Regions from separate parts of the Mus musculus genome. Here all the other regions are linked to region 3. The links are chromatin loops, found by intact Hi-C in ENCODE. Cell type or tissue: left cerebral cortex. All regions are shown on one strand.

Evidence for each region. Hi-C counts contacts between places; a loop is a spot of excess contacts. Peaks named below come from ENCODE experiments on the same cell type or tissue, not always from the same donor. Only the 100,000 strongest peaks of a DNase experiment are listed, where the experiment ranks them.
Region 1: a loop joins it to region 3, with 5 times the contacts of the local background. A loop is called at or near these places in 14 of 42 quality-filtered maps.
Region 2: it touches region 3 in a loop (2.4-fold over the local background); 3 of 42 quality-filtered maps call a loop at or near these places.
Region 4: it touches region 3 in a loop (2.2-fold over the local background); 3 of 42 quality-filtered maps call a loop at or near these places.
Region 5: it touches region 3 in a loop (4-fold over the local background); 15 of 42 quality-filtered maps call a loop at or near these places.
Region 6: it touches region 3 in a loop (8-fold over the local background); 19 of 42 quality-filtered maps call a loop at or near these places.
Region 7: it touches region 3 in a loop (4-fold over the local background); 13 of 42 quality-filtered maps call a loop at or near these places.

Annotation. Positions count from the first base shown.
Region 1 is chr9:36,893,398-36,897,397 of GRCm38, forward strand. Pknox2 (Pbx/knotted 1 homeobox 2) reads right to left here. Exons shown (of 13, transcript NM_001029838.2): 11 at 1,914-1,990; 12 at 923-1,101. Among named protein-coding and RNA genes, the nearest start is that of Fez1, 63 kb to the left of the region's middle. In left cerebral cortex, a CTCF peak has its summit at 1,730 (motif pointing right); a DNase peak (open chromatin) is centred at 1,783; H3K27ac peaks cover 3,100 bases.
Region 2 is chr9:37,033,487-37,037,486 of GRCm38, forward strand. All of the region lies in intron 2 of Pknox2 (Pbx/knotted 1 homeobox 2), which reads right to left. Gm34538 (a long non-coding RNA gene) reads left to right here and starts at 3,827. Exons shown (of 7, transcript XR_003948122.1): 1 at 3,827-3,871. In left cerebral cortex, a CTCF peak has its summit at 1,948 (motif pointing right); a DNase peak (open chromatin) is centred at 1,053; H3K27ac peaks cover 1,040 bases.
Region 3 is chr9:36,968,470-36,972,469 of GRCm38, forward strand. It overlaps Pknox2 (Pbx/knotted 1 homeobox 2), which reads right to left. Exons shown (of 13, transcript NM_001029838.2): 4 at 1-17. Among named protein-coding and RNA genes, the nearest start is that of Gm34652, 3.7 kb to the right of the region's middle. In left cerebral cortex, CTCF peaks have their summits at 499 (motif pointing left) and 2,382 (motif pointing right); DNase peaks (open chromatin) are centred at 477, 912, 2,372 and 2,693; H3K27ac peaks cover 2,315 bases.
Region 4 is chr9:37,052,042-37,056,041 of GRCm38, forward strand. All of the region lies in intron 2 of Pknox2 (Pbx/knotted 1 homeobox 2), which reads right to left. All of the region lies in intron 3 of Gm34538 (a long non-coding RNA gene), which reads left to right. Among named protein-coding and RNA genes, the nearest start is that of Gm34538, 17 kb to the left of the region's middle. RefSeq lists an enhancer at 1,298-3,237. In left cerebral cortex, no CTCF peak of the experiment used is centred here; DNase peaks (open chromatin) are centred at 1,868, 2,210 and 2,823; H3K27ac peaks cover 3,606 bases.
Region 5 is chr9:36,914,080-36,918,079 of GRCm38, forward strand. All of the region lies in intron 7 of Pknox2 (Pbx/knotted 1 homeobox 2), which reads right to left. Among named protein-coding and RNA genes, the nearest start is that of Gm34652, 58 kb to the right of the region's middle. In left cerebral cortex, a CTCF peak has its summit at 2,460 (motif pointing right); DNase peaks (open chromatin) are centred at 1,463 and 2,479; H3K27ac peaks cover 1,628 bases.
Region 6 is chr9:37,142,429-37,146,428 of GRCm38, forward strand. All of the region lies in intron 1 of Pknox2 (Pbx/knotted 1 homeobox 2), which reads right to left. Among named protein-coding and RNA genes, the nearest start is that of Pknox2, 2.9 kb to the right of the region's middle. In left cerebral cortex, CTCF peaks have their summits at 2,086 and 3,004; DNase peaks (open chromatin) are centred at 2,023, 2,500, 3,070, 3,297 and 1 more place; H3K4me3 peaks cover 3,149 bases; H3K27ac peaks cover 3,346 bases.
Region 7 is chr9:37,327,924-37,331,923 of GRCm38, forward strand. The region is part of intron 4 of Ccdc15 (coiled-coil domain containing 15); the gene reads right to left. Among named protein-coding and RNA genes, the nearest start is that of Gm34885, 18 kb to the left of the region's middle. In left cerebral cortex, CTCF peaks have their summits at 488 (motif pointing right) and 1,744 (motif pointing left); a DNase peak (open chromatin) is centred at 1,739.

The DNA of each region.
Region 1 (4,000 bases), 75 kb before region 3:
GAGGAAACTGAGTCTTGTCTTCATCTTCATCTTCTGCTAAGTCTTGGGTTCCAGATACTGTGTCACCACTGCTAGCACTGGGATTTTCTGCAGACTTGTCCAGCACCACCTCTATTTATTCCTAATCTACCTCAACAGATGGCAACACGTCACAGAGGAACCTGTGTACAGCCATAGGCATGCAGATATGCATGTGCACGGGTGTCTCCACCCTAGTGCCCACACAGCGATCTTCAGGGGCCAACCTCAGAAATGTCTCGCTGATTAAATTATCCATTGTTTACCATGAAACCAGCACGTTGGAGAGCAAGTATGGAGGGTGTGATAGAGAATCTGGAAGAACAAAGCTTCCCTTGGCCTCTGTTCACAAGCCAGCTGCCTGCCTTGGTATTTATAGATGGCCTTGCCCTTGGAGAGCTAAGTAGATAGTGTCTGTGCTCAGAAACTTGGGAGTATGAGGAGCAAGGAGAAAAGGGCTCTTGCTGAGCAACCACTGACTCCAAGGACCACCCTCTCCCATTCCATTGTGAGCTTGCTTTAAGTTTGTTAAAACTTACATGAGAGATGAGCGTTGTGGCTCATACTTGGAAACCTAGCACTAAGAGAGCAGAAGCATAAGGATCAGAATACAAGAATAGCCTTGGCCATATGAGGCCAGACCACATGAGATCCTGCCTCAAACAAAACAAATCACAGATAATAGCAATAACAAAAACAAACCAAAAATGTGCACAGAACATCCCTTCTTAGTAAGCTCTCTCTCTCTAAAAACAAAACAGAACAAAACACAACAAAACAACCTGGTACAAGCACTGTGGAAAGTAATGACAGGACCCTGGGGAAGGAGACATTCACCCTTGAATCTTTGCTTTTCGGGAGCCCCACCAACCCCAACCGAGGGCATCCTTAGGCCTGGTCTTACCATCAGGGTTCGTCCCTGGGGTGCCACCCTGCTGTTGCAGAACCCCAGCAGCAATGGAATTGGGCCAGAATCTTTGGGTGGGCCGGTGCTGAGACTTGATTTTCTTGGCTTTGGGAGCAGGATCTGGGTTGCTGGCATCAAGCATGGGCTGCAGGATGCGCCTCCTGGCATTGATGAACCTGCCCAGGGGTGATGGGGAAGACCTGGTTAGACACCATCTGGGCCGCATGGATAGTGTTGGGGTGAGCAAATGTGACATTTAAGCTGCTCCCCGCAAATGTCTGTAGGCAGGGGTACTAGTCTACAGGTAAGAAATCCTATGCCCGAGGAGTTTGTGAATTACCCAAGGTTTGGTGATCAAAGACTCTGGGAAGAATGCATGAGGAGCTGTCAGAAATCCTTACTCAAGATCCACCAGAACTGAACAGAGAAGGGAAGGGCTGTGGACACAGTCACCAACTTTTGGACTTATAACAGGGGCCTAGCTTTAGGGTCTAGTACCTTCCGTCCATCCTGACCAGAAGCAGACAAGGACACCCTACATCCCTGCCAGTTCAGGAAGGCATCTCTCCCTCCTCATTCCTAGCTTACTTTGTAAAATGTTTTGGTTTCAGCATACATGGAGTTGGGTAGACCAGATAACCACTGCTGGATTGGATGTGCCTTTGGTATCTGATGTAAGACCCTCTGGTCTGTCTCTGCTAGGCTGGTGAACCCAGATTCTCTAGCAGTGGTATTGTTTTGTTTTGTTTTTCCCCCTAAACTCATTAGGTTTCCATGGATGTACTTGACCCAATTTCCCAGCAGAGGGTGCTGTGAAGCTGCAGTTGAAGGCCAGGCCAGGCTGACTCCAGCTCCTTGTATCTGGCCTGGCAGTGGAGCTGAGGCTGAGGCAGGTCTGGGCACTCTCTCTCCTCTCCCTGCTCAGAGTTCCCTAGCCAAGCATGTGCTCCTGGATCTGAGAGCCTGTGGGCAGGTGATGCCAACTCACCAGTTGTTTACTTGCAGAAGGGTGAGGTTTGTCTGCGCGGCAATCTGCCTCTTCTCATCTTCAGTGGGATAGGGGTGCTGAAAGGAGAGAATGGCTAATGAGGAATTGTGGGCATATGGAGGCTAGATTGTCCTGGTGTTCATACCCAGCACATGGACACAGCTCAGGAATGGGGAGCCGGAACCGGAAAAGGGCAATGTTTGCTCTTGAGGACAATGCATCTGGAGTGTACACAAGAAGCTCCCACGTGCCTTCGACTCCCCCAGCACAGTGCCACACAATGGGGACCAGGGCGGTTTTTACAGTCAGTTCAGTATTGATCGCAAGGCACTTTCCCCTGACTCTCACTTGATTCCCCAGAAAGGCAGGCATTCTCAGAGCTAGGATCAACAATGGTCTTGAAAGCCCCCAAAAGGCAGTACATGGGGAAGGGGCATGAATTAATACAATCTAAATTACTTGTTATTTATATCTACTATGTATCCAGATTTTTCCTAAGAATTTGGAGAGACCAGATATATACAGTGGTACACTACTGCCATAGGACCTTTTAATCCTTTGCAACGCTTCCATACATTTAACTTCATTTAATCAAACATATTAACATTGTGAGGTGGGCCAGGCAGTAGTGACACACACTTTTAACTCCAGCACTGGTCTATAGAGTGAGTTATAGGACAGTCACTCAGATGGTCCTACCACCTCGGTTCTTCAGACTATGGCTCTGCGTTCCCTTGCGGAGGGCTGAGTGGTACAGATATCTCCTACGGTCTTGCATACTCTGGTCTGGCCTTGATTACACATTTATTCCCTCTCTTGAACCGCACTTCATGAGGACACAGTGCACATTTAAGAATGTGTCTGCACCATCTTTACACATAAATGACCACTGATAGAGGAAAACAAAGGCAAAATTGGAGATGCTGAAGTTTCGGCGCTGAGCACCGTAGAAATGTATGGAAAGGGAATATGAAGTGGCCAGAGCCACAGGAAGATGGCTGAACTGAGTGACATTAAAGAAAGGAAAAGTCTGATTGGGTGTGGTGGCTCATGCTTATAATCACAACACTTCAGAGGTGAAAGCAGAGTGATCAGCCTGGCCTACAAGAGACTCTCAAAACAATATCCTCCCCCCGCCCCACCACAAAAAAAAAAAATCACAAAAATAAAACAAACAAAAAACCTACCTGGAATCAGAAACAAAAGAAAGGGAGAACCTAAGGAGGAGGGTCTGGAGGCCACTGAGTGTGGAGCCAGACAACACTGAGTTAATGTAATTCTGGGGCTTTCTGAGGCTCTGGCACAAGTGCCTCACAGGCAGTAGGCATTGGGAGAGTCTAAAGAGACTATGGATTAATCCTAGAAACAGAGAAGGAGACCTGGAGGTCTTGGGCATAGAGCGCCAAGCCATCCAGCATTCTCAGACCAGGATCTTTCTTTCTGCTCCTGTTGCTAGTAGACAAGAAATGCTTGGACTCTTTAAAGTCCCAGAGATTGGGGCTCCCAAACTAGCTCTATTGTGAGACCTCAGGCATGGCATTTAACAAGACGTTATTAAGTTATGTGATGATTAAATACTTGCAAAGAGTTTGTACGGTGAGGATGGGGTGACTTGGGCAAGATGTTTAAAGCTCACAGAGGGAGCAGTTGGAGTATTGCAGCCTTTGAAGTGCTGGCGTTAGCAGTGACAAAGGAAAGCAGCCTCTTCAGCTGGCCTCCATGTCCCTTGACTAAAGCAATCAGGATCATGTGTTGTTTTAATTCACACCTCTGACCCTGACCACCACACCAGGGCATCTGATGCTGTGATTCATGCAATATTAAGAGTCTAACAAGAAGGAATGAACACCAGAGTTACCAGAGCCAATTTCATGCTAATTGGAAGAAGGCCACAAGGGGAAATGTCAGGCCGTGTAAGGGTGAACAGGCAGGGATCCTGGTGATATTCCCATCCTACTTCACAAGGGTCACAGGAAGGAGCTAAGCCTTCCTATCTATGGCTGCCAGAATCTTTCCCTGTTATCTATGGAGGATTGGTTCACAACCCCTCATAGACAGCAATATCTATGGATGACCCATTCTCATTC
Region 2 (4,000 bases), 65 kb after region 3:
ACTGGCTTGTGAAATTTCTCACAATTCAAAGTTAGTTCTTGTAAGCCAACCACAGCATCTCACTGCCTTGAACCCAACTACTGCTCCTTGACTTAAAGTTGGTGCTCTATGCCTCACAGTAGTAGGGGTGACACCAGCTCAGCAAGTGAGGTACAGCAGGCTGTAAGTTGGTTCATTTATCCATCTCACAGATAGAGATATAGATGACTTTATATGGGAACTTAAAAGACCTCACGTTAGTCAATATTGGATCCTCTAAACTTGTCTTTGAATATGTTACCCTGTGCTGGTGCTCTGGGGTAGAGTTCTCAGTGTTCCTTCTCACTCAAACAGTATTAGTACACATAGTGGCTAATGAGAGCACAGGCCAAGTCCCCATGTTGGGCTCTGAGCCAGCAGGCAATCCATACTCCATATACCTTGGATCTTCAGCTACAGAGCAAGAGACAACAATCTGTGCAGTCCTGATGGCTCCAGACTTTATGGCATGATGGGACAACACTTCTGCCCAGCAGGTCTCAGAGACAAGGAGGACCCTAGCTCCTGTCCTCAGCCATGTAGCCAGCTTGTTCCCAAACAGGGCCATTTCTGTTACTCAAGGCAAAGCACTCCCCTTGAGCCGAGCCAGTTCCCAAGAAGTGGCATACTGGGCACCCAAACAGCTGGACCAAGAGATGCCTTCATAGAAGCTGCGGGCACTCAGTGATAAGACAGCCAAAGATGAAGAATGGTTTGGGAGAGGTTGTTCAGAGCTGGGGATGGAGGCCAGCAGGGGAACAGTTGACCTCCAGGCGTCCCTGGTGGAGGTTGGATTTGTGTATTTCCTGAGCTAGATTGATTCCAGGCCTAGAATCCATCATTCCCTTCATAATACAAATAATCACCAAATGTGCTCAAGCACTTGGTAGCCTGGATATCCACTCTAGCAATTCTCTGTGTGGACAGTGATTAGACCATCATTATCTTAATGCTTCTTAATTTATCTTTCTGATTAGCAACTTACCATTTTATTTGCAAAAAATAGCCTTCTGCTGGGTGGAAGCCAGCCGAGCACAGCAGCTGTCATTTTCTCTGCACTAAATCAGGCCAGGCTTAAGTTGGTTTTCTGGTGATGCTATTTCTTGTGTCTTGGCTGTATCAGGCACCACAATTCATCATGGTTGTTGTTGTGAAGCAAAAGCACACCCCTGAGGGCCTGTGGGCAGAGAGGTCACCTCTACTCAGTCAAAGGGCCCGGAATAAGACACACTCTAGGCAAGGCTCCCAGAAGTGCTCTTGTGGTGCCCATGTGAGATGAGGAGGGAGGTCAGTGGTACAGGTACATCATAACCCTTGCCATCTAAAACGCACTTACTGCTTTTTAGCAATGCACCTCTCTATGTGTGTACCATGATCACTTCTGTTTACAGATGGGAAGACCAAGGCTAAGGGGGCTGCATAATTTGCCTGTGGTCCTATAGCTACTGAGTGGCACAAATAGCTTTAAGCATTCTCTTTGTGGACTCCCAGGACCAAAGATGCTCACCATCGTGTTACATAATTTTCTCAAGCACAGTAGACATAGCGTGAGATGAGGGGTTCTCAAGTGAACATTGTGAGAGTGACTCTGGGGGGGGGGTCACCCTGTGTAGTTTTGTTGCACACAGAACTGAGCTGAGATGTCAAGCATCTTTTTATCTGAGTCACAGATATTACTTCCTTTTAAATTTTTTTAAAAATGTGTGTATTTTTATCTGTAAGGGTGTTTTGCCTGTATGCATGCAGTTCTTGCAGAGGTCAGAAGAGGGTGTCACATCCCCTGGGACTGGAGTTACAGATGTTTGTAAACCACCATGTGGGTGCTGGGAATTGAACCTAGGTCCTCTGGAAGAGCAGCCAGTGTGCTTAATTACTGACATACCACTCCAACCCCATAGATATAATTTTCACTTTTCTGCCTGCATGTATGCCTTCAAGCCAGAAGAGGGCACCAGATCTCATTATAGATGGTGGTGAGCCAACATGTGGTTGTGGGAATTGAACTCAGGACCTTTGGAAGAGCTAGTGCTCGCTCTTCACCTCTCGGTCATCTCTCCAACCCCCTTCCAAACTTTTACCAGCTGTCTATCCTTGGGGTCATATGAAATTTTATCCTAGTCAACCGTCTTGTCTTTCCATAGTTTAACAGACTGCTTTTCAATTTTTCCTACCTCCATCGAGAGAATGTCGTATCTCATTCTGTCCCTGAACCATCCTAGCGCATCACTGCCAAGAAGAGAACTGTCCCTAAAAGATCCATTGTCATTCTGCTTGGATGCACAGACTCCATGCTTCCTGTGTTCAACTGTTCCTGACCCTGGCTGAGCAGAATACTTAGGTATTCAGGTATCTGAGGGAAGGGTAGAGATTCATGAGTTGGCCTCCAAGGACTTGAGGATTTCCTTAAGAGCATACCAAAGGAGCAGCTGGCTGAAATGTTGTGTCTTGACCCCAGTCTGAGATCTTCAGGTGATACCTCTGTAGGCATTCAGCTCCCTGACCATTGGACACATCTTCAGATCTTATGGAAATTTGTTCTATATCACCCTACATGCTAGGTAATAGTCACACAGGGCTATTAAATTAATACAAATGTAATTAAGTCCCCCACTTGTCTGGCAGTTTTAAATGTTTAGTCATTGAATGTGGCTAGCAACTACCAAACTGGCCAGTTTAGACCAAGGGCATTCTCACTTACTGTGGAAAGTTCTGTTGGACTACCATAGTCTGAATCCAGTCTGCTTTGATGCCTTTATAAGCAAAGTTGGATAGCTACAAGATTCTAATTTAAGTAGATCATGACCTACCTCTCATTGGATTGTAGAGGTCAGTACTTTTCAAGGTGTTGTGTCCGTACCAGTAACATCACTAGGAGCTTGAAAATACAAATTCTCAGACCCAGGCCAGATCTACTGAATGCAGAGGTGGGGCCCACCAATGTGTGGATTACACCTCCAGGTGATTTTGATGCCTGCCTCACACTGAGACAGCTATGTTCTAGTCATTGTGGTAAGCCTTTCTTATTTCATTTAACCTTGGCATGGCACTGTGAAATTCATAGCAGATCACCATTTTATAGATCAGGAACTGAGCTTCAGAGTAGGAAGTAACTAGACATACAATAAAGGCAGATTTCAAGATGTTATCAGCTTCTAAGGCTCCTAAATTGAAGCTGGCAGACACAGCCTCCTTGTCAAGTGCCCTTTAGAGGACTGGGAATATTTTAGTTGACAAGTTCAGCAGTAAGACCCAAGATAGGAAACAGAACATGGCTAAACCCCCAAAGCAGCCAGGAGAGTCAACAGTGCTATGGTGGCAACAGCCACCCCAGCTAACTGTAAGTCAGATGATATCAAGGGATACCCGTCAGATCCACTAGACATGGCTCCCAGTAGATACATGAGGCCACTGCTTCACAACTGTCTATCTGGCAATGTCTGGTGCCATTTGAGGATGTTGCCACTGAAAGGATGTAGACAATGTTAAGATGTAAGGATGCTGGGAGATGTAAGGGACAAGGCAGGGCTGTCTTATCCTAAATGAAGAAAAGATACAGATTTTAGTAGTAGAAAGCCGTGTACTCTCTACTTGGGCACATGGTCTTTATCAAGGTCTTTCTGGTCTGGCCCAACTCTAGGGGGTGTTATTTTAAGGATGCATTTCCTTGAGGGGGCTGGGTTGCACTAAAAATAAAATTCTTCCCTGGATGACTGTAGTTTTGGTTTTTAAAAAAGAGTTTAAGGAAACCTCCAGTGATTGTATTGAGGATTAGAGATAGAAATTGCTGTTCTTTCTTTAATCTCTGCAGCGGTCCCCAGGCTGGCAGGCTGGATTTCACAGAAAGAAACACAAGGTTTGTTTTGTACAAAAGTCATGTTCACCAAATAGTCAACAAACATCCGGTGAGCACCTCCGTTATCCAGCCCCTTCCCTCGGGTCATTTCATTTAATCTTCAGAACAGCCCCATAAGGAGCTGTGATT
Region 3 (4,000 bases):
TGATTCACATGGAGGATCTGTGGGCAGAAGAAAAGGGGCCGCACAGTTAGTACAGAGTCCAGGCAGCCCAGGGGACTAATCAGCTCTACATTTTTTCCCCTAACCTGGAACACCTGGAGTTATGGGACATGCAGGGACTGGATGCAGGTTCTTCAGGGGAACAAGTCAGAGGCCAGGTGGAAAGAAGTTTGCTGTGCTATTTTGACTCAAAAGAAATAATATTCAAATTATATGTAAAACAATCTGTACCCCTGCAGTGATGCTTGGCTCGGCATCAACTCGGGCCTGGTTGGTAACGGGGAGGCAGTGGGTAGCTTGACCAAGGCAGGCTTGCTTCATCTCTCTGCCTTTGACAAGGGTGCTCCTTGCTCCACTCTTCACCGGCATTCAGACCCATCAGCATTCCCCTGAGCCCATCCGTTTCCAACTTCAAGGCTCAGGGTCTCCAAGCACCTGGCTTACCCTCCCAAGTGTACTCATTACACCCCCTAGTGGTAGCAAAGGACACGGGCCATCAGCCTTCTTCAAGACTAGTCCAGAGGTGGTCTGCGTGGAAGTTTTGGGGAAGGGAAAAAAACAGAAGAGTGCAGACACCAGGACTTTCTTCTGTTTGGGTTCAATATAGAGTTGCCAGTATGTAGAGGCAGAATTACCAAATGGATGGCCTGCTTCTTACATAGGAGACAGGCCATGAGGAAGTGTGTGTGTGTGTGTGTGTGTGTGTGTGTGTGTGTCTTTACAGGTCTTCTTCACTGCATTCCACTCCACCTCATCATCAGTAAATGAGCTGCCCCTTGGGGCCTCAAAATTTCTCCTTGAACTAGACCAGGGTTTGTAAGCAGAGACATCCTGGCAATGCCACCCAGGGAAACTGAATGCCCGGGGAGATGCTGAGTTGCAGTGGATGCCTTGAAATATTTAGAGCCAGCCACTCACAGGCTAGATACTGATATAGCACTGCCCAGCATGGGGAAGGAAAACCTGAAGAACACAGAGAGGGGGAAACTCTCTCCAGGGCAGAGGGGGCTGGTGAGCTAGAAGTCTTTGGGATCCAGTGTTCAGATTTCCCTGTCTCTCCCTGAAGGTACTTGGGGCCTCTATCAGGTCTCCCCTAGCAACCTAAAGGAATAGAGGTGCCATTCAAAAAAAAAAATATTGATCTCAGGAGTGTGTGTGTTTTGTCGTTATGTTGTTGTTGTTTGTTTGTTTGTTTTGTTTTGTTATTGTTCTTTTCAGAGAGGGAAAGAAAGAGCTACCCTGACCTGACCTGAGTCTCCAAAGTACCAGGCATGCTTTGACCTCAAGCACACAAGCAAAGCAGAGGGGTTTCATGCTTCATTCAGCAGATGCTTATCACAGATCCACTCTGTGCAGGGAACTGTGCTAAGGAGTGAGGCAGGATGGGTGAATGAGGCCAGATCTTCTCTCTGGGGTGGGGGGTATGGTTGGTGGAGGGAGGTGATAATTTGGCAGGAAGGAAGAAAGTAAAGTGGGGACCGGTGAGGATAGTGCTGGCCAAGCATCTTGGCTACAAGGCTTGTCCTTCTCTCATTCTGACCCGCCTCAGCAGACTGACCACTGGGCTTGCCTTGTGTCCATCTCAGTGATGGACACTGAGACCCAGGCTATCCTTAGCACAGGAGCCTAGGAGAGAGCAGAGTGTGGGAGTCTCTCTCCTCTGTCAGGAAGACTATCAAGGTTTGTCTTCATTGCCCGGATTTGTGTGGATTGTCGCCAGTCATAGTAAGCAAGGGGAGACTAGAAAGAAATCCATAAGGAAAAAAAGGAAGCAGATTATTTCCTCCTCCTCCTCCTCCTCCTCTTCCTTCTCCTCTTCTTCTTCCTCCTCCTCTTCCTCCATGCTAGAGATGGACTCTAGGACTTTGTGCTGTTCTAAACATGTACTCCACCACTGACCTACACATCCCTTGCCCAGAGGAAAATGTCTTGAGATACTAGAAAGACCTTCAAAATGAAGACTTCTGAAGAGAGCTAGGTGAGGGGCACACATACTCCTAGCACTTGGGAGGCAGGTATAGTGCATTTCCAGGCCTCTAGGGTCTACATAGTAAGACCCTGTACACACACACACACACACACACACACACTCACACACTCACACAGATACACACACACATTCCCCAAAGACGATACTAAAACAAGTATATGAGTTCTCTCTTTTAAAACCCGGAAGAATAAGGAAATAGAGATCTTGAGAGATGTTAAGAACTCTGGAAGATAAAGTAACTTTGACTGGGCCTTGGTTCTGGAGCGCGGGGTGGGCCTGGCAGAAAGAGAGAGCCTGGGAGTGAGGAGTGCCCCAAAGCACCAATCTTTTTCAATGACTGAAAAGGCTGCAGGGTTGTAGTACCAGAAATCTCCAGAAGAGGGAGCACAGGGCAGAGACACTGCTACAGCAATATCCAGGAAGGTTTTTTTTTTTTTTTTTTTTTTTTTTTTTTTTTTTTTTTTCCCTCAGACGATTGGGGCAACTATTTAACACTGGGTTTGAGTCTTTTGGTAACTTCATTCCGTAAATGAGAAACTCACAGTGAAGGTAAGGCAAAGAAAGCTCAAACAGAAAAATTATGACTAAACAGAAAAGTCATAAATCTCCACTCTTTCCTTAATGCTCCCATAACGAAGGCAAGGGCTGTTTAGAGATGGTGTCACTTGATAATGTCTGTTGCAGAGCAAAGAAGGATAGCTGAGAATCCTAGAATCAACTATCCACGAGGCGAAAGCAGTTTTCAGTTCTGAGCCTGCCAGCTGTACAGCAAGGATGCTAGCTGACTCTGGCTCCTCCCCTTTTCTGGAGTCAACATAAAAGTTCCTAGGCCACTGCTGTTGCCCTCTAAGGATATTTTTTTTTCCTGAAAGAGAACTGGAAGCCACTTTAAAAAAAAGGCTTAAGTTACTTTCTCAGCCTAGACAAGTACAGCCACTTTTGGAAACTTGACCCAGGAGCTCAGTTGCCAAAGACCTCTATGCTCATCTGGGGAGTCTTGCTGTGTCCTTAATCCTTCGCACGCACCCCATCTTGCTTCACCCTGAAGGGGCATAAGCACCATCCTGGAGAGGAATGTAGGGATGTTTGTCATCCTGTCAGATGTAGGGTCTGGATGTAGGGAAGCCCTTTAGCAATAGCTGGGGGGTCTTGGATCTTTAGGGAAACCTGCCCTATATGCTTTCTTTGGTAGCAGAAAGAGGACCAGTTCAGAGTTTTGGGGCTCCAGAGCTTTCTTCAGAGGTTCTGTGGGGTCACTGGCCCTGTCCAGAGACCCTCTCATTTCTGTCATTAGATGTCACCAGGGCATTCAAGGGACCACAGCCAATGCCACAATCAGAGAGCTCTGAGGAACATTTACGCTGGAGAATTGCTTGGTCTGGACTCAGCTGAAGAATTTTCCCTTTAATGCTGAGACCTTTATTACAAGACATGGTGGGGAGGAGTGGTGGTGGGGGGAACCCTATGCAGTACTCAACTCCACAAGATATCCAGGAGGAAGTAATTTGTATCACTGATACTGTCATTGAACTGGTCCAAAGTGCCATTTTGCAGACTCAGGAGCCAAATGAGGTCATGGGAGACTGGGGCCCCAAAGGTGGGTACAAAAGAATCTTCACTCTGAGAAACAGGAATGTACAGCTAAGGGGTGCCCCCTCTCTGTGCCTTCTTAGCACTAGCTCCCCAGAGTCAGTGCCATGATGCCCTCAGACTGGAGCACAAACTCCACTGTGTTGACAAACATAGGCTTAGGGAAAAAATTGCCAAGCTCGTTAGAAGGAGCTCATTAGGACTTGTTGACATGAAACCCATTAGACCAATTAACATTCCATTAACGGCCTGGGGCACCAAGGGGTTAATGCTGCCGGGCAGTAATTGGGCAGGGGTGTAGGGGTTGGGGGCTCAAGGCCTTAAGGATGAGAAACAAAGTCTAATTGGGAACTGTCTGGCCAGCTGGCCTGACAGCATTTGTTCCTGGCCCCTGACCCTAAC
Region 4 (4,000 bases), 84 kb after region 3:
ATTGTTATTGTTAACGCCTTGTTATGCCTGGTTTATAAATTAAGCTATGTCATAATATATACATACAGGATGAAACATCATAAATATAGGTACCATGCACAGACATCTTCTACTAGAGGACCTTGAATATCTTCAAGGAGAAAATACTCTCTGAAAAAAAAAACTCTCTGAAAACTGAAATATGATCTATTTAATTTGTAAACCTACTATTATTTTTAAAATCTGTTTTAAGATAACTGATGGCTCCTCTCGAATCTTTATATATCTATCTAGCTTCCAGAAAAAAGGGACAGTGCTGCTTTCTGACTTGTCTCTTACATTTTCCTTACCCAAGAAGTTTGAAAGGCTCTCAAGTAAAAGAAGTCAGGACCGGGGATGTACTGCAGTGGTAGAGCTCTTACCTCATATGTGTGTTTCTGGAAGTGATGCAAAAAAGCAAACTAAGAAAGCACCATGTGGCCTTAGATATGCACTCTATTTCTGTCTGTATTTCAGTTTTCTCCCTTCTGAAAGTAAGAACTTACCTCCTTGGGAAAGGGGATTAATTCTCTTCTGCCCACCCTTATGAGCACCTCTTGTAGCAGCCATTGCCCCCTGGAGATCAGGACTTCTCTACAGAGCATGTCTCCTCTTTAGAGTTCCTCTGACTAGGTGCTTGGCTAGAATGCTCTCATTTGCTCTAGAGCACTGTCCCATCCGGAGAAGCAAAGAGGCCACAGTTGGCCTTTAAGCCTCCAGACATGGCTAGGCTAGGGGGTGGGGCTGTGAGGAACAACAACAAAGGGGCTAGGGACCTCTTATAGAAGCTCCTGTTTGTCGGAGTGGGTTTGTTCATAAGATTTGAATGAGGGTACAATGGTGCCCTGCGTCAAGGAAAGATTGAGTTTTTAGGTTTTTAGTGTTGTATTTCATAAAGGGTCTGAAGTGATAAGGAGCTCTGGAGATTTTTAGGGCCTTGTTTGGTTTTGGAGCCCTTTCTTTACCCCTCACAGCCTTCTGTTATGGAGTCCACGCTGGGAAGTGCTAATCAGAAGCAGCGCTCCCATTTCCTAGGTGGGAAAAACCCATCAGTGTCTAAAGTTGGCCACTTTCCTGATTCCCCCTCTTGGGGGAGGGAGCAATTCCACACCTGTTTCCAAGGCTTAACTTGTGCAGCTGTGGCACATGGACATCTGTCCCCTCGTTTTAAGAGAGTGGAGACGGCAGAGCAGGGCTCCTTGAAAGTGAAACCACTGAAGAAAACAGCTGGACGGGCCACCCTAATAACAGTCTATGACTTTCAGATCTTTTCCGGGACCACCCACATAGCTGGTCCAAGTCCCAGCCCCAGGGTTCTTAGGGTTACTTATGAACTCCATGTCTAGCCTCAGTTTCCCCATTTCCTAATAGGCCTTTTTGAGAAATGAACTGCCCAGAAACAAAGTCCACAGCACAAGTCCACAGGGGCCCAAGCTGCATTCCTGTGGACCTGGGGAAAGACATCAGGCACAGGCCAGGTTCAGGAAGGCACACAGCAAACAGCAGCACTGTTGCCTAGTCATGGCCCCCAGAAATCCTTTTTCCCCTTGGACGTCAGTACCTTATCCGGAAAAGGGACCAAGATTCCTTGTAATTCCTACGCTGAGGGTGTACCTTTTTCTGACAGAGTCAACGACCATACCGGACTTTTCAATTCAGGAAGTTTCCAGTGCTATAAGCATTTTCCACCTCTAAAGAGGGAGAAGAGAGTTTACTTGGGCTCCTATTCCTTGACATCACATGGATGGGGCAAGTGGGATTCATTTATTCCTGCAAGGGTACGGAGATAGAAGGCAGAAAAACAGGAAAAGTGTCCCCACCCACCCACACCACATATATTCACCTACACTGTACAGCAACCGGGATTTTCTCTTCCAGCTCTAAGCCTAGCCAAGCAGCTGTTGTCTATACCCAGACAAAGGACTGAGCTATCCTCCAACCAAGCCCAAGCTTGGGGGTCTGGGGATGGGCAATGGGAGGGGATCAGAGCCAGCCAGACTGGGAGACTGCCTGCAGTCTTAGCCTCTGATCCAGACGTTGTGTGAAGACAAGACTGAGATAACCACTTTTTGTGGGACCGTGTGGGACCCTAGGCGCCCTCTCCCCCATCCCGCTCGGCTCTCAGCACACGCCCTTGGGCTGAGCTAAGTCCAGAACCCGGCTGAGTAGGGGAATTGTTCTGAGAAAGTGGCCCGTTGGCTGGTTGCTATGGAAACCGACATACCACAGCGTTGACCCCAGAGAGGTTTAGCACGCTCCCCCAGCAGGGATGCCAGCAGCTGGACTGCAGCTGTTACAGCATAAGTGGGGGCTGGAGCTGCCGCCAGCAGTCCCTGCTGTTTGCCTAAACTAGGCTGGGCAGCAGAGCCCCTCCGTGGACTCCGACCCCCACCTCCACCCCCATCCCAAGCATTACACTTGCTCCAGTCAGGAAAGGAGCCTGGTTCCAGCCAGGATCGATGGGGATAGGGATGGGAGCAGAGCTCAAGAGGAGATCTCCATGAAGCACAGCATATCCCTAAGGGTGCCCTGGGGAAACTGAGGCCCAAGGAAGAGGAGTTTTGGTTCCTGGTTATACAACCAGAGCATGGTTGGGGCTGGCCCAGGGCTCTGCCCCTCCATGCTTGTGGTAATTCCATGGTAACTCAGCCTCCTTCACTCCAGACACCAAGGGACATGAGGGAGGGGGCATCCGAAAATGAGAAACAAGAGCAGGAGGGATTGGGAGGCGGGAAGCTGATAACAGGAATAGAAAGGAGCACACAAAGAGGAGAAGGCATGTGAGTTTATGAGCAGATGGGAACGAGTGGGAGAAGTAGACAAAGTTGAGAGGCAGGGAGTTAGAGGAGGAGAAAAGAGAGGTGAGGAGGTGCTGGCGTGGAGGAGGGATGGATGAGACAGCCTAGCAGCTGGCTCCCCAGCTGTGGTCTGCATTCCTCCCTGGCAAGAAGGCTTGGGTCCAGAGGATTGCATCAGAAAGCAGGACAGGACAAGAAACACGGGAAGATGCAAAAAACAGAGGAGACATGGAAGTGGATTCCAGATTTCGGGGAGGCAGCTCCTGCCATTCTATAATGTCTAGAGTTCCTCAGGTGGCCTAAAGCCAACATGCCAGCCAACTACCTGGACACCTATGACCCTGTGCTAAACTGCACTCGATCCCGATGCTCAACAAATACCTTTTCAGACAGAGAGGTGAGACTACTTCCCTCCTTGGGCAGCCCTATAAGCTGGTCACCCAACCTATTGTCTCTGTCAGGAGGCCGGAACATAAGCCTTTACATTCTCTCTAGACTGCCTTCTTTCCTGGCTCCCAGGTGTCATCATTCCTGCTAATGAAAGGAAAGATGTGGAAAGGAACTCTCTCTCCCAGGACCACTGCCACATTCTCACCCCAGCCCTTTACCCTTCTTTTTTCATGTAGAACTGGGTATGCCACCAAAGCACCTTGTAAGCCAGTAGTCCTCCTTAGTCCTGGCCAAGACTCCTTCCTCCTCACTTCACAATGAGTAACTTCCCTTTTAACTCCTCCTCACCAGCCAGCCTAAGCTTGGTCACAGGGCACTGGCAGATTGTCTCCATTCTCCTGCCCTTCTGAACCTCCAAGGAATGGTTCTTATGATGGCTTGGCCTCATGGGCACAGAGACATGGGTCAGCGAGGGAATGAACAGTCACTGTGACACACCAGAACTGGAAGTCTGATTTGGCAATGGGTCTGTAGATTGCTTTTGCCTACATACAACCTATTCAACTTCTTAACAAAAATGTGTTATCTCAAAATATTTCTATTATGTTTTACTGATCTGACAAGGACAGCATCAGAGGTGAAGCCCTGCTTCTCCGGTTGGCCAACTCTCTTCCCATTGAGCAAGACATGCTCGCTGATCAATTGTGAACTCAGCTTCTACTTGGGAAGGAGATTTGCTGGTCAAGAATATTGCTGATGCTTCCCATCTGGCCAGTGAGATCATTGAAGGCATT
Region 5 (4,000 bases), 54 kb before region 3:
GAGCCTCCACCCCCATTCACTTGGTCTGGGCAACTAAAGGGAATTTTTGTTCTGGCTTGGATCATTTTCTCCCCTACTCTTCTCCACCCTTCCCTTGTTGTTTAGCTGTGAGGCACCGAGAGGAAGCCAAAATACACCAGCAAAGGGGTAGAATGGAAAAGTTCAGGAGTAGAGACCGCAGGCAGGGCCAGGGCTGGCAACAGCTTAGCTGGGGCGAGGAAGAGAAAGCAGAGGCCTGGCCTTTCTGCATTTGGTGTCTCTCCCTGACATCTGCAAACAGGGCTGCTACTTCACACACCTCCCGAGGCCTCAGATATTTTTATAAAGATTTATTTTATTTTGAATTATGTGTGGATGTGCATGTCTACGTGCCATTACATGCACGTGGCAATGCAGGTGCTCTCAGAATCCAAAAGAGGCCATGGGCTCCCCTGGAGCTGGAGTCACAGGCAGTTGTGAGCCACTGCATGTGGGTGCTGGGGACAGAACTCAGGTTCTCTGCAAGAGCAGCACATGCTCCTAACCACTGAGCAACCTCTACAACCCACACAGGGTCACGGAATCAAACCCTCAGCTATTTGTAAATTTCAAAGCTTTCTCTAGCTAGCCTCCAGCATCAGACAGATCTGAAGATTACCAATTTACCATATACATGAATATCGGAGGGTGCTAATTAGCCACTTGATTTCATGTTAATTTCACCATCACCTTCCAGGGTCAACAAGAGAGAGAGAGTGTCACATTTTCCTCGAAAGGATTGAAGTCCCTTTCAGGACTTCCCTGACTTAAACAGCTATAGGTCTCCTGGTCTTGTGTGTATGATAGAGGCTAACAGAGAGAGGAAAGGAACTTTGGATTTAGATCCACTGGCCCTGCTACAAACACACTGCCTGGCACTGTTTGGTGTCTAATGATTTATTTCCTACTTCATATGGCTGTAGTCACTTGAGTGGCAGAGCAAGGGTTATATCTGTCCTCAAAGCCCTAGAGCCCTAGTGTTTTTTTATTCAGCAGTAGGAGAAGTTGAGTCAAGGCTACACAGGACAGCACAGACCTCGTCATATGCTTCCTTTGGTATTCTCTGGTGCACCCCTGGAACTTGGTACCAAGCCTCAGAAATCTAAGTATAGCCCCCGTCTCAGAAGAGGGCAAAGACCCCACCTTGCTGTGATGTCAGGTTGCATATTAGTCTGTAGCTCTGTGGAACGGTGGCGACAGGGCAGCTCTGACTCTCTAGGGACAGTCTTCGTCATTTTTTTTTTTTTTTTTTTTTTTGAAGAAGCCACTGTGGCAGCAGCGAAAGCCCTGGGGAAGAATCTATTGGCTAAATACATGGTATTGTTGTCTTCTCAACAGCTTCCTGGAGGCTTATCTGACTCCAGACCCAGGCGGCTGCTGTGTACACTCACAGAGGGACACCCACAGGGAGCGGAGAAGCACAGTGGTTGCAGTGTAAGTGACACTTCCAGCATCCAGTCTCGCATCCCTCTCGAGCTGTCTAGGCACCAGGCACCAAAAGCAGCTGAAGCTGAGCTCAGTCCAAGAACTCTGCTGTCTCTCTGGAGAGCCACAAGAAACCTGGCCTCCACAGGTGGTATGACCCCCCCCCACACACACACCAGTTTATTTGAGGTGGACAGGCAATGAGTCCCTCAGAAGAGGCTGAGCAGAGGGAGAAGCAACTTTACAAAAGCAAGGAACATGTGCCCCCAGAGTGCCACCTGCAACACCCTCACCCCTGCCCTCATCTTATGCACATCAATCAACGGTCATCAGTTTTACTTCAACTCTCATTTCTGGAACAAAAAGGAAGACTTCTTCAGAGAAAGGGATTTACTAAGAAACAAGAGGGGCTCTGGGATGGATCTTGGGAGTGTGTTTGTGGGATAATGGGGCACACAAAAACTGGCTGTGACCACAAGATTGGATCTGTGCTCTGACATCAGCTGGAAGAGTTGTCCGTCTCCTAAGACTTCTGTCTTTACTCTTAATAGGGAAAGGGCCTGAGATGCTCAGGAAGTTATTTTTCACCTAAAGAAGAAATTTCTGGGAAGCACACACACACGATCTCACATACAAATACTCACACACATTCACACACATGCACATATGCACACATACATGCATGCTCACACCCACACACATTTATGCACATATGCATGCATGCACACACACAAACACACACACACACACACAATGGGGTAAAAACCTAAAGCATGACAAAAATAAATGATGGAAACATTCCTCTTGAATGTATTTTGAGATGTTTGGAATTTTTATCTTACTAGGTTGTCCCTGAAACAGGGAGATAAACTGGATGACCTTGCAAAATCCCTTGCATTTTAGGATTAAGAAAAAAACAAAACAAAACAAAAAACCGATGGTCTCTAGGATTCCAGTGAAAGGATTAAGGAACAGGATCCAGATACAGGGCCCAGCCATCTGCTATCCTTGCCCTGGCCACTAGGGGTCTCTGCGGATCCATAGCCTCAGACCAGCTCACCAACCCCTCCCAGATGGCTACCACCAAGACTAACTTGCCTGGTCCGAGGGGAGGGTGGGACGTATTTCAGTGTCCCACTTCCACTGGAAGCTTGTCCCATCTTTCTAGGCATGGACGCGGACAGTCCTCTTGACTCTTCCTTATTTCCTATCACCTTTTACAGGGCACACAGAAAGGTTCTCTCTTGTGCAGATGTCTGTTGCCTTAGCTTGGGAATAGGTTTGTGAGGGAAAGAAGGCTGACTCTTCCTTTGACACTGTGCCTAGCACATTTTGGAGTGCGTGCTAGATGCTTCATAGATCTGTGGTCTAACTGGGCTGTACGCGCGTCTAGGTGGTTGAGGAGGTTGCCTCTGTCCCCAGACAGCCTTTCTGGCAGAGTCCCTCTGTTCTATCACAGCCAGAGTCCTGCCTTAGACCAAGAAGAGCTAGGCTTGCAAAAGCAAGGAAGCCAAGCACATATAAACAAACCATCTAATCCTGTCCTGTTCCACCCCAGCTGGGGGCTTTGGCCTCAAGGGAAAGGCACTCCAGGCCTGTGGAGACAAGCAGCAGCTGCTGCTCTTAAGGAACACTCCTTCCCGGAAGGAGCGGGAGCTCTCAGGTTTCACCCACCGGGCAGGAACTACACACTATGAAGCCCAACAGAAGTCACAGCTCTACTGCTATGGCGCAATGGGGTAGCACAAATCCACTTCTTGCCTCCTTGGTCTGGGGTGCTGCTTTCCCGTCTAAGTGGTAATACTCCTGAGGTGGACCACCTTCCTTTGTCCCCACCCGATCTGAAAAGTCACAGGTCACGTCCTCAAGATGATCAAGCATGGGGCAGAAGTCCTAAGGCCTTGGCAAGAGTGACTGCAGTATACCGCCTTCCACCTCCCTGATAACTTTGGAAAAGCAAAGCTTGCTGCATGTCAGGGAGAAGTCTACCCCTCTGAGGGAGAGATGGGCCGTCAGTGACTTCCATAGACTGCTGGGGAGTCCCAGAGCTAAGAGCTGGCTCCTTTACAGGCTGCTAAGCCCAGTACATTAGGATGTCCTACTTACTTCCCCATCTTCCAATCAGTTACCAAATCCAAACTCATGCTCCACAGTAACTGCTATGTCCCCTCAAGTCTCTGCATCCCTGGATTGCAGTCATCCCATGCCTAACCTGGGACCAGGAACCTTGCTCTCCTCTCTATCTGTAACAGGATGCCACTATGTTAGAAGAACACAGGCTCTATAATAACCATATACACATTCACTACTTAGTGTATGGTGTCGGGCCTGTCTCTTTTCTTATATCCTTTTCTCTTTCCTTGGGTGTCATAAGGAAATATAATGTCCATCTGAAGTCTTGTGAGGGATAAATTAAAATTTTACACATAAATACTTAGTGCACGCTATTTTTGTGATACGGGGAGCTCAGTCAATGCTGCGGGAGCTCCTTTCTCACCAGTTCATGTTGTAGCCATAAAAGCTCAATTAATTTGTCCTGCAATGTGTCTCCAGCACT
Region 6 (4,000 bases), 170 kb after region 3:
CCTGGTCAGGCTGCTTGGGTAGAACCCAGCAGTGCAGCTCCTCCCTCTAAATTCTGCTTCTTGATATAATTCAATTTCCAGTAAGTCATGGGTCTCTATATGAAGTGTCTTATACAAAGCATGGTGAATAAGACCTTGGTTGGATTCAAGGCTTGTGAACACTCATGATGATTTTGTTTTCCGTACTGCTTCTTCTGCCTCTCCTCCGTGTAGCTATTTCAATTTCTCTATCCTAGAGTCTGCATTTTATTTGATCCAGACTCTTTGCCTCTCCCACATGCTTTCACCTCCAATAATTGCATCATATATATATGATATATATAATCATATATGTGTGTGTGCAATACATATGCATATATATATATATATATCTTACAGGCCTGGTACTGCACAGCAGAGGATAAAGGAAAACTCATAACAGAACTTCTTACTTGCCTCCAATTAAATGTGCTCTATATTAGGTAAATCAGAAACAAAAGTTCAAAATTGGAGGTTGAATTTCTGAAAGGTGAGGTGGGTGTGTAAATAAATACCAAGGAAATTTTGCAACATGTTGGGAGCCTATAAATTTTATTGGTTGTTTCTTTAATTTAAAAACACACACACACACACACACACACACACAGTATTATTAAGCTTCTAACATTTAAAAATCTAATTTGTCCCGCGCTGAGGCTGTTTATGTTGCCCAATGCGTTCAGTAAGGGCAAGAAAATCAGGTTGATCTTGATCGCTCGCTCTGCTTCAGTTCCTAAATGGAGCTAATAGAGACCCCTTTTAAATGCAGCCTTCTGCTTTCTAGGCATGCACGCCTTGGTCTCTAATGGGTTACAGCCCAGGGCTGAAGATGGACATGGCAGAAAGAAATTTAACACACACTCTGGTGTACCTATAAACTTTAAGGCCAAGAGAGGCAAAGTGTGTTTCCACTTAAGTCAAAACTCCATGAATTCAGGATTCCCCACTCACAAGACAGTAATTCTCCTTATTTCATCACTAACTTACTTCAAATGTGTTTATGCAATTTATTGCTACTGAACTTCCAGGCAACTGGTGTAGAGTTAATGAAACCCAGCTTGGAGAAGCTTTGAGCTTTGAGCAAGTAACCACAGTTTAAATGGTTATGACATGCGGTCAAAGCCACAGGCAGGCCCCACTGCAGTTTCTGTGTTAGTCAAAATCCTTGTCATCTCACCTTTTGTGCCAAATAGATTGAAAGGAGGAAGAAAAAAAAAAAACCCGCTGAAAACAGCCTGCCTTGTTCTTCCTTGGGTTCCCAGCCTTTTAAACCGATCCATCTTGCTGATTGCAAGGCAAGGCCCCTCCCCCAGGGCACAAGTAAATATTTTAGTCTGAATTAGTACCCGCGTTAAAATCCTGAAACCCAGTTTGTGTTATTGAATTGAGGAGGGTCGGGCTTTATATAAAGCAGTGTGGGAGGGGGCTACCAGGGAGGCACTGAGCAACCTTTAAAGCTAGCTAGCTTCTGGGAAAGCCCAGAGGCAACTGAAGGATGCACAGATGAAACTGGATGAGGGAGAAGTTAACTTATCTTTCTGAATTACGCGGAACGCTGTCTTTTATTAATCCCCATTTTCAAGTGGTGTTCTTCCCCCCACCCCCACCCCCCAGCTCTGTTCATGTGGGAATCCCAGCAAGCTCCCTCCTTCTAAATGGGCCCATTTTGGAAGAGTAAAGGGGAGGTACTAGATTTGTCGCTGCCGCACAATAAAAAGGCCCCTTTGAAAGCCGCACTTTCATTAACTTAAAGCAATCTATAGACTTAAAAGCACAGAGCAGTAAACTCCTAGAAAGGGTCATAAAACAGCCAGTCTCGAGTTGGGTACACTTCGCTGCGATTTGCGCTAAGCATTTTACTGTGGTTGTTGCTAGGCCCATCTCCCTCGAGTAACCCCCTGGCCCTCATTCCCTGCAGATCCTCTTTCTCTAGGCTTTCATGCCTTTCGATCTCACAAAAGGGAGGCGGTGACCGGGGAGTCTCCGTGGGGTCACGGCTCCCTCCCCCGCTCAGCTCAGGGCTGGAGAAGAGCGCTCAGGAATTCCAAGTCTGGAAAACAACAGCTCCTGGTAGCGGTCGCCGCGCCCCCGGCCGCGGTGGCCATTCTTGGGTCCTGCGGCTTCAGTGCCCCAAAGGACTGGCTGGCTTTCTCAATTCACGGTGCACAGAGAAATCATGCACAGAGAAAATCAACTCCCAACACACACACACACACACACACACACACACACACACACACACTTACATCCATCCCTCAACCTTACTCTTTATCTAAATGTCCAGAATGTAACATCTTCAACCCTCCTTCTCCCCAATCTGCTCTTTCCTTCTTTAGGACCCCTCCACTCCACCCACTGGTGAGCTAGGCCCGAGCCTTGAGGAAGTAGTTTGAGTATGAGATACGAGCCCCTAAATAAGAGACACCCCACACCTACCTACAGGCATACACACATGCGTGCATTTGCATCAAGGTCCAGGGGCCACGGGAAGGTCAGAAGGCAGAGTGGGAGGGCAAAGGGGCTAGAGTTTGGGATAAAACCATGTTGCTTTTGAACACCATCATTTCTGAGATTTGGGAGGGGGGTGTGTGGGGGGGCGGATGTTTAAATCCGTTTAAGCTTGTTATCTTGGATTCTACCAGTTGAAGAGCATTTGAATTCCAGAAAGCCAACAGCCTGGAGAAGTCCCAAGATAACATATGTGAGGGTAAGGAAACCCCGAACTTCCTCCTCCCTCTAGGATAGAACCTTGCCGGTATGGGCCGGCCTGTGCGCTCTTCGACATTGCCCTGGACGAAGCAAGCATCGCTTGCAGATAAACAGGCGGCAGATCCGATGAGGACTCCGGAGTTCGGGAATGTCTTTCCTTTGGCGGCAGCCACGATTCCTTAAGCCCCAGTAGCACCTCTCTACTAGTGGCCCCCTTGCCTGCGTCGCCTACCACTGTCCCGGCGGGCCACCAGCAACCACCCCGCCACGCTGAGGCCACAGACCGCAAGTGACTCCCAGAGCCTGCTGACTCTGCAGGGCCAGCTCCTTGGCTCCACTCGGACCCGGATGATGCTACCCGGTCACTTCGTACTGAATCACTATTTTTGTGTACCTTCCAGAGTCTTTCTCCTAGGTTTCAGCCCTGTGCACCCAGATCCTCTCATCCGCAAGATTCGCTTTAGGGGGAGAAGCAGCAGACGTTCGGGGCTCGCTCACCACGGCTGGAATCAACTACTTTTCTTGCCTACATAAAAGCTTTTCCTCCCACACGCTGTAAGAACCTGGACGCGCAATTCTTCCTACATTTCAATATCCTGATCCCGAGTGTCAGTTCTAAAACAACGTCACCGGCTCCGGAGTCAAGCCTCGGAGGTAATCGGGGCCCCGGCGCCTAACTCCAGCCCTCTGTCTTTGCCGGCATGTAAACTACACAGCGGCCCATCTGTCCCTATTCTGAAAACAGCTTGATTCCTGCAACCCAAACTCTAGCCTGCTCCAAAACCCAGCCCTCCTTTAAGGGGCTGATCCGCATCCCCCTCCCACTCCCAACCCGCGTCTTCCGACCGCGCGGGAACCCTGGCTGCCCTGTGAAGGACTCTCCAGACAGCGCGGCCCACTGCGCTCGTTTCTTCCTTGGCTTTGGAAGCCAGCCTAACCCGAAAGAAACAGAAACTTCGCGCGGCACATTCAGGACCCTGCCCCATCCCCATCGGCTTTCTTCTCGGGACGCTTTCCGTGCCCACCTCCCCCCCTTTTACGAATTTATCTTCTAGCTCTTCGCCAAGGACCCCTAATCCTCCCCTCCCCGCCCAAAAGACCCAACAATACGTAGAGAGCCAGTGACCCTACAAATTCTCCTCCTACTCCTAGTTAGAGTCCCTGAGCGTCGCCCCTCGGGTTCTGGTTTCTCTGACTAACACCTCCCCCCCCCCCATACACACACACATACATACACACACACACACACATGTTCCCCTGTCCCCACTGATCC
Region 7 (4,000 bases), 360 kb after region 3:
TTGGTTTTTTTAGTGTGTGCATGTGAGCCAATGCTTGAAGGACTGAGGACAACTTGTGGGAGTTGGTTCTCTCCTTCCAACATATGGGTCCCAGAAAACAAACGCAGGTCACTGGGCCGGTGCCAAGCACCTTTACCTGTTGAAACAAGTGTCCCTACCAAATCACAGTCGAAATATGAAGGCCAGAAGCCCATCTGCAGAAATTGATTTTCTCCTTTCACTATGTGGGTCCTTGAGCTTGAACTCAGCTCACTCGGCTTGGCAGTGAGTGCCTTCCTACACTGAGCCACTGGCCCCTAAAAATGTTTTTTATTTCATCTTTTTAAAAAATATTACAATTATTTATTTCATACACTTGAGTGTGGTTTTGCTTTTGTTTTTTTGTTTTGATTTTTGTTTTTTGTTGTTATTTTTTTTAAAGATTTATTCATTTTAGTTTTATGTGCATGGGCATTGTACCTGCACGTATGGCTGTTAGCCATGTGTGTTCAGTGCCTGCAGAGGTCAGAAGAGGGCATCAGATTTTCTGGAACTGGAATTACAGACAGGTGTGAGCTGCCATGTGAATGCTGGGAATTGAACCTGAGTCCTCTGGATGAGCAGCCTTAACCTATGAACTAACTTCCTTCCTCCCTCCCTTCCTCCCTTCCTTCCATTTAAGGGAAGTGTAATTAAGTTAATAAAATGTAAGCATATTACCCAGATTTAGCATTAACTCCTAGACAACCCTGCTTTTCCAATAACCCTCGGCACCCTGTGGTTTGAATGCCAATGTCTCACACACGCTCATGTTTGGATGTTTGATCCCTAGCTTGAGGAAGAAGCTTATGAAGCCTTTAGAAGAAGGAGCTTTGTTGGAGGAAGGAGGTCACCGAGGTGACCTTGAGGTTTTAGCATAGCTGCATTTCCTAGAGACTTTGCTTTCTGAGTGCAGGCATAATGAAAACAGCCAGCCTCCCCCTCCTGCCACCATGCCTTCCTTGCCTGCTGCCTCATGGACTACTGCCCTGACCTCTAAGCCAAAATAAATAAGCCTTTTCTCTAAGTTGCTTTTGTCAAGGTATTTTATCAAGGCAACAGCAAGATAATTAAGACAACAGCTGATGCTTATATTATCACGTATAGTCCAGATGCCAAAACATTTTGTCCTTTAATATTTAAGCATCAGATAAGCTTTAAAACCCAATGCTGGCCAGGCCTGGTGGCATTCCCTAGGCAGAGGCAGGCAGATGTCTTTGACAGCCAGGGCTGTTACAAAGAGAAGCCCTGTCTTAAAAAAAGCAAACTGAACTGAACTAAACTAAACAAAACAAAACTAAACTAAATCTAATCAATGCCAGAGGCTGGAGAGACAACTCAGCAGTTAGGAGCACTGACTGCTCTTCCAGAGGGCACTAGTTCAAGTCTGAGCACCCACAATAGCTCACAACCCTCTGTAACCCCATTCCAGGGGTTCCAATGCCTTCTTCTGGCCTCTGCACGCACTGTACACACATAATGCATAGACATGTACATACAGGCAAAATACCCAATCATATTAAATAATAAAATAAAAAGTTAGGAAACAAAAACTTTAAAACCCCAACCCCAGTATTCTATTTTTCTACAGCTTAAAGAAACAAAAACGGAAACGTTCACTAACATTCAGAAACTAATTGTGTTTGCCATTATTTAATCAGTCCTAGATAAAGCAAAGGAGTTAATGCATTAACAGTTTCATTGGCTGGTTTCACAACGACATCTAGTGGATTAAAAGTGCAATAGCAATAGTAAGAATAAAAACAACTACTGGCTGTGTGGGCAAAAGTTCATAGGACCAAATTAATAATAAGTCACCCAACATCCTTTGTAAGTCAGCTCTTTCCAGGAAATAAAAGCAGGGGAGAAGGTATACAAATTTTTAAACTTTCATTTCATAAACTTTCACTTCATAAACTAAGATTCTTTATAACCTGATTTCCTACCTCACCTCATTTCTGTTCTTTTCCTTCATAAAATACTAACTGGAGGCTTCATCACTTATTGTAGACAAAACCAAGCATATTACAGATTCTACACTTTTTACTGTTCTTATCTCAAAACGTCAAATTTATCAATTCAGTTCAGCATACCAATTGAAAATAAACAGTTCAATTCTGTCTCTTGCAGGAATTCTCCCTGTACTCTTCCCTTATAATTTAAAATTTTAGAGTTCCCATGGCACAACCTTTGGAGTATAACAGACTATAGTATATCTCTCTGGAAAAATAAACCCATAGAGGGTCCTATTTCACATGTTATTAATATCCCCTACAATGCTTAACACATATAATGTCTTCCCTTATATGCTGCCTGATGTGTTAAAGCCAGAAGAAGTCCTATTACAATGAAATTTATAGTGAAAATCATGATGGCAAAGACGGAACCTATCCTTCACTCTTATATTGCTTATAATGTATCCAGTGCCTAGTTTAATAAATTCTTCATTTTTTTCTTTTCTTTCTTTTTTATTAGAGTCTACATGGCCCAGTATGGCCTCAAACTTTATATATTTCTAACCTGATTCCTGAAGGTTAAAATTATAAGTATATATCACCATGTCTGGCTCCTATTTATAAACTTTAAAAAGACAATTAAAATAATTATAAAAATGATTACTACAAATCACACAATGCCCCCAAAACAATGAAAAAAGTTTGGGGTAAAAGAAATTTAAAAAACAAGATTTGAAGATGATAGCATGTCTCTCTTAATACTCTCTCTACTTATACATAGATGACAATTCAATAATGACCAAGCATTGTGGGGAATGAGGAAATTCTGAATGAATATTGCTGAATGGACACAGCCATGTCAAGGACCCAGTCTTAGGGTTTTACTGCTGTGAAGAGACACCATGACCACATCAACTATTATAAAGGAAAACATTTCATTGGGGCTGGCGTTCAGTTCAAAAATTTAGTCCATTATTATTACGGTAGGAAGCAGGCAGGCAGACATGGTGTTGGAGAGGTAGCTGAGAGTTCTACATCTAGATTAGCAGACATTAAGAAATGACTGCCATACTAGGTATGGCTTGAGCATCTGAGACGTCAAAGCCTTCTCACAGTGACCACTTCCTCCAGCAAGGCCACACGTCCTAAGAGTGCCATTCCCTAAGGGGGCTATTTCCTTTTAAACCATCACATTCCACTCCCTGGCCACTATAGGCTTGTAGCCATATCAAAATTCAGGCATGCATTAAATCCAACTTCAAAAGTCCTATGGTCTTTAACCGGCTCACCACTGTTTAAAAGTCCAAAGTTCAAAATCTCTTCTGACATTCATGCAATCTCTTAACTATAACCCCCTATAAAATCAAAATGAAAAGCAGATTACATATTTCCAACATATAATGACACAGGATATACACTGCAATTCCAGAAGGGTAGAAAGGGAGCATAGTGAGAAAATACCAGATCAAAGCTGTTGGGAGCCGCGCCCACATTCGCCGTTACAAGATGGCGCTGACAGCTGTGTTCTAAGTGGTAAACAAATAATCTGCGCATGTGCCAAGGGTATCTTATGACTACTTGTGCTCTGCCTTCCCCGTGACGTCAACTCGGCCGATGGGCTGCAGCCAATCAGGGAGTGACACGACCGAGGCGAAAGAGAATGCTCCTTAAGAGGGACGGGGTTTCGTTTTCTCTCTCTCTTGCTTCTTGCTCTCTTGCTTCTTGCTCTCTTGCTTCCTGCACTCTGGCTCCTGAAGATGTAAGCAATAAAGCTTTGCCGCAGAAGATTCTGGTCTGTGGTGTTCTTCCTGGCCGGTCGTGAGAACGCGTCTAATAACAATTGGTGCCGAATTCCGGGACGAGAAAAAACTCGGGACTGGCGCAAGGAAGATCCCTCATTCCAGAACCAGAACTGCGGGTCGCGGTAATAAAGGTTCCCGTAAAGCAGACTGTTAAGAAGGATTCAACTGTATGAATTCAGAACTTTTCAGCTGGGGAACGAGAGTACCAGTGAGTACAGCTTTACG